Linked DNA regions of Mus musculus: region 2 is linked to region 1. The links are chromatin contacts, found by Hi-C in ENCODE. All regions are on one chromosome and are shown on one strand. Each heading gives the region's core, a stretch centred on a gene start or an enhancer-like site at or near the end of the contact. The rest is flanking DNA. Distances are from core to core; before and after follow the strand shown.

The links. A loop is a pair of places that touch in the nucleus more often than their neighbours do.
Region 2: a map of T-helper 1 cell shows a loop between it and region 1 (21-fold over the local background). The contact joins the promoter of B430209F14Rik here to the promoter of Naga in region 1. A Hi-C loop is called at or near these places in 2 of 37 maps with a recorded cell type or tissue (T-helper 1 cell and T-helper 17 cell).

Annotation. Positions count from the first base shown.
Region 1 is chr15:82,337,464-82,340,163 of GRCm38, forward strand. It overlaps Naga (N-acetyl galactosaminidase, alpha), which reads right to left and starts at 1,363. Exons shown (of 10, transcript NM_008669.4): 1 at 1,289-1,363; 2 at 775-851; 3 at 1-59. The coding sequence starts at 790. It also overlaps a transcript of Pheta2 not described here.
Region 2 is chr15:98,954,042-98,956,741 of GRCm38, forward strand. B430209F14Rik (a long non-coding RNA gene) reads left to right here and starts at 1,292. Exons shown (of 4, transcript XR_875650.3): 1 at 1,292-1,411.

The sequences.
Region 1 (2,700 bases), core at 113-2,612:
AGTCCGCAGTAGCCCATTCTCCAGCATCAGTACCTGAGCCACCAGGGCCAGTAAGAGCACTGAGGGGGAGGTGGATGGTGACTTGTAAATGGTTCCTACAGCACCCCACCCCCCAACCCCAGTCATCACCTCAACCCCTCCAGCCCTTCAGCCCTCCCCAGGTACAGGCCAGTAGGGTTAGAGTTGCCTCAGCCTGTGAGTGCAGTCTGGGGGGGGGGGTACATGGGGCAAAGTAATGTATTCAAAAAGCTGTTGCTACAGACTGGGAATCAATGGAACGGACCCCTGAAGTCATGTCCTTGATATACATGAGACCAGATGCCCTCTTCCCTCCCTCCCTACACAGAAATGACAGTTCATTGTGGACTCTGGGTTTCTGAGGCCTTGGAGTTTTTGCTCTCCACCTCAGAAAGCCTCAGAAGGGCCTAAAGGGGTTGGTCAGGGTGGACTTGTACCCAGCTGCTCACCTACACAAGCCCCTTCCTCTTGGCTTTCAGCTTCCTTATATATAAATTACCACACCCACATGACAGGGCTGCTACAGCCCGCCAGGATCGGGTAAGATAGGACCTATACACTGGAGCAGGGCTGAAAAAGGAAGTGGCCTCTTTGGAGGGGAAACGATTCTGAGGTGTGGGGCATCTCCTTGATTTTCCTGGCCCAGCTCCAAGGAGAGGCACACTTCTCCCCACATACCCCCATCAAGAAAGAGGAGGGCTGGGGCTTCCTCGCCACAGTCCTCCCCTGCAAAGCCACCTGAGTAGGTGAGGGTACCTGTCTTCTGCAACATTGCCTTGGAGTCAAATCTCAGGACCCACTCGAATCTGCTCTTAGCAGCTTTATATGCTGAACTGTGGAAGATAACAGATGTTATGTATCCCACCGGGCATAGTGGGACCCACCTTTAATCTCAGCACTCAGGAGGTAGAAGCAGGAGGATCTCTGAGTTCTGGGCCAGCCTGGTCCACATAGCCAGTTTCAGGCCAGCCAGGGCTACTAGGTAGAGAGACCCTATCTCCGAAAATAAAAGTTACGGATTCCACATTTGGTCCCAAGTCGCTTTCACTACCCTCACACACTCCTTCCCTACCCTTTACTTCCCGGAATCTAAGCTCTTCTTTTAGAACTACAAATAGTCTAGGACACTTTGCCCAAGAGCGGTTGTGACTGGTTCTAGGAATACCAGGAAGAAGGAAGGCTATAGGCCATGTCCGGTTCCAGGTCCCCGTGTGGGTTCAGATTCTCGGTTCTTAAACATCGCAGGCCCAGGGTCCCCCTTGATTCTTACCCTCGCGCTCGCTCAGTCCGCGGTAAGCCGTGAAAGCCCCCGTGGCGGCCGCTTGTACCTATAGCGACCCGGGAGGCGGAATGTCACGGGACAACCCTTCTTGAGCAACCAATCAGAATCCCCTAGCAACGCCGTGCCCTCCCTCTATGCCCCAGCTCCCAGCCTCCAAAAGCTCCGCCCATCTAAGCTCGCGTTCTGCGCGTTCCCGAGGCGCGCTCCCGTGGGAAGTCGGCTTGGGCGCCCTGTGCGCGCGCCGCTGTGCCTCGGGTCTGGTTGGAGTCCTCCGTCCTCCGCCCCAGAGGGCGGGGGTGGTGGCCCGCACTGCCCGTGCTCAGTAAGTAGCTGTGCAGTGAATTCCTACAGAGGGCGATACCTTGCTCTTTTTTTGTTTGTTTGTTTGTTTGTTTGTTTGTTTTATTTTGTTTTGTTTCTTCGAGACAGGGTTTCTCTGTGTCCTGGAACTCATTCTCTAGACGAGGTTGGCCTCGAACTCAGAAATCCACCTGAAACCTTGCTCTTAACCACTCGAAAACGGTAGTGAAAGAGGCTGGGTGGGGTTTCAGCTCTCGAAAGGTCAGGAGGCTGCCCCCTCCACCTGACACCCAAGGGGTTGTTCGCCCACCCACTCCCCAAATGTATTTATTCATTACTTATTCATATGTTAAACACAGGCTAGGTGCCAACCACTATTTCTGGATGCCTTTACACCGATGATGATCATAGCTGTCCCCTCTCCGAATCTGTGCCATTTTCCTCCTATCAGGTAATGGCAAACCGACTTCTCTGCCAATCTTTTCTCTCAGCCTTTACATGCAATTGTCCAAAAATTGATTCCTGCCTTTAAATTCCACCTCTCATCCCACCCAGTAACGCTGGCCTCATTACATATTGCCTGGATGATTCGGAGACAGCCCTCAAGGGCCTCCTTTGTCCACCTTACTTCTCCAAGGCAGCCAAGGCAAACCTGAAAACTCAGCTCTGTGGGCTGGTAAGATGGCTCAGTGGTTAAGAGCACTTAGTGCTCTGGCAGAGCACGAGGGTCCGTCTCCAGACTCACATGCCAGGGGATCTGATGCCCTCTTCTGAACTCTGAGGCCACCAGGCATTCACATGGTGCACATACAGGCAGATAATCGGGCACACACTTAACCTAAAAAAACGAACCCAACCCAGCCCTGGTCTTGTCTCTCTGAAGTCTGTGTGATGGCTACTCTCTTAGTTTGGGGAAATGGTGTTTCTAAACCCCACCCTCTACCTTTTGACCCTATTCCCTGCCGTCATCTTCCTCATTGCCCTCCTTGTGGCCCCTCAAACACAGCCTTTGAACCAGCTGTGCCTTCTGCTTAGAATGCACTTCTAGATATGGGCATAGCCGACACCCTCATTTCCCTTAATTATATGTCCAAGTGAGG
Region 2 (2,700 bases), core at 42-2,541, about 17 Mb after region 1:
CAAAAAGGCGTGGCTGAATGTTTAGTTTCATAGTTATTGTATTATTGTTATTCTTTATTATTATTTGAGCAAAAGTCAGTACGAGTAGACCACGCCTGTGACCTCAACAGCACCTGGGAGTCAGAGGCAGGAAGACTTGCAGCTCAAGGTCATCTTAACTGGCCTTAGTGGTTTATTCCTGTGTATCCCAGCACTGGGAAGCCGGGGATTGCAGCTAATTTGTGCCCACCCTGGATATATAGTGTGATATCCTGTCTCAAAAACCAAAAGAAAAAGAAAGAAAGAAAGAAAGAAAGAAAGAAAGAAAGAAAGAAGAGAAGAGAGAAATAATATACAAAGTAGTACTTAATACTAGAGAGCTTTCTTTCTTTAGCTGTAATTCTCTCCCATCACCCCTCCGTGCCCGCCCCCCTACCCCACCCTACCTCACCCCAGAGCCTGTGTTATTTTGTCCCTAGAAATGAGCCATCCTTTCTAATATGGAATTCAGAAACTGTAAGGAGAAAGAATTGAGTTTAAAAACTAGCTCTTTGTGTGGGCTTGTATTTCTCCAGTCTTTTTTTTTTTTTTGGAGGGGGAGGGGTGATATCAAGTAAAAAATAACTGAGATGCCAAATTAAAAAGAGGAGCGTTTTATAATATAAAAGGAAACCATTTTGTGATGTTTTCATCCCCAGACAACTGTGCAGTGCCAGCCCTGCTGCAGTTTTATGTAGTTCCCTGAATTCTGTAAATAGCCCCTTCCGCAGCTGGGCTTCTGACTGTGGGAACTGTAGCTGCTCTCCCCAAGGCTGCTCAGCCAGAGACTGTGGTCCTTGCTCAATTGCCCCTTGGGACAAAAATGCCTTGCTTTCACTCCTAGGAAATAGATTACAGTGGCACTCTCTTGCTATGTAGAAAGGCTCCGTTGTCAGCAAGGAAGATCTCTATATAGTGAGTCTCCGAGCTGCGGACCACTGATAATTTGCAGGATGAAATTTTAGAGGAAAAGAGATATTTGTTTGGGCACCGAGCTAAAAATGTGGATTTTGACAGATGGCTTCCCTTTCAGTAGCAGAGTCTTGGTCGCCCGCAGCTCTGTTTGCGAGCCCTGTGGAGTCCATTCATTCCGGCTGGGCTCCCAAGGCGCAGGGCGCTGGTGTGGGAGGGAGAGCCTTGGGAACACAGCAGCTGCAGGTTGTGAGCTAACAATGGTGGCCATGAGTTCTTCTAGCCTGAGGTCCACAGCTCTGCCTTTCTTGTTTAAATTTATCGTAAAAGTCTTTTCTAAAGAAAAACAAAACAAAACAAATCAATATAACCCACAAACAAAGAATTGTCTACTTCTTGCATATTTCCTAGGAAAAACAACCCCCTCATCTTCATTATTTTATAGCAGAGGGAAGAGAGATGACTTGACTACCTCTAACATGTAAGTATATCAGCAAGAACAAGAACTAAATGGTGTCAGCGCTCTCTCAGAGAAGGCCACACCCATGTGCTCCGATATTGTTCTGATCACTTCTCTCTTAACTCTTATGTTTAGAATTGATAGTAATGAATAAATCCCAACTGTGCTTCATTAAAAAAAAAAAAAATTAAACAGCGGAGAGAACATAAGGATTGACAAATAGCTTGTTGAAAAGATCGTCACAATTAAAAACTATTTCATTTGTGCATGTATTGTGCAGGTGTGCATGTGTATTTGAGGGTGTGTGTGTGTGTGTGTGTGTGTGTGTGTGTGTATGTGTGTGTGTGTTTGTCTTTGGAGGCCAGAGGACAACTACAGGAGCAGATTCTCTTCTTTCACCGTGGGAGTTCCAGGGACAAACCTCACCTTCTCAGCCGTGGTAGCAAGTGCCTTTACCAGCTAAGCCTCCCCTCCTTCCATCAAATAATAATAATAATAATAATAATAATAAAGCATACACTACAGAGCCACGATGAAGTATAACACAATTTTTTTTCAAGTATGGCGATTCATTTCTATTTCTTGATAATACAAAAAGATGAGAAATGTCTTCTGTTCTTTTGTTTTACAGGGGATTAAAAGGAGGATTCTTTGTCACACCACTCAGAGCCATTCTGTCCCTTATGCAAATGAGAGGCTTTTTTTTCTCACCCCTTGAGCATAAATAACTTAAGATCTAGGTCAGAAATAGACTATTCGCTTAAACACCGAAATCCTACATATATGAATAGAGACCAGTAGGGGGATGTTAGTCCGTTCTTTTTGTCCCTTACCTGATTTAATAGAATACAAACTATGGGGGGAACAAAACCCCATATTTTTGTTTACATGTTGCTAGCTCTTAATTTTACTGTTAACCTCTTTACTTACATCAACAAGCAGGTATATAATAGTGCGTGCTGCTAACAGGTCCGTTCTGTGCACATAGATATTAGTAGAAAATCTTAATTAATGCCTGTGTAGTCTAATTATCTATTTGCAGGTTCAAACCTGGCCCTATACTTTATCATTTTATCCCTTCTTTCAAGCCTTGTGCATGCCAGGCAAGCGCTTTACCCCGGAGCTACATCCCAGCCCTGCATGGTGGCTCTTCTTAGCTCTGGATAGTCTTAGCGATCTCAAACATTCAGCTGTGAAAGGTTCTGTGGTTCACTAATGGCTCAGTATACCTGGAAGTTTCTGTGGTTCACTAATGGCTCAGTATACCTGGCTTCTGAAGTCAGAAACAACTGCTATAGACGTCTCTCTCA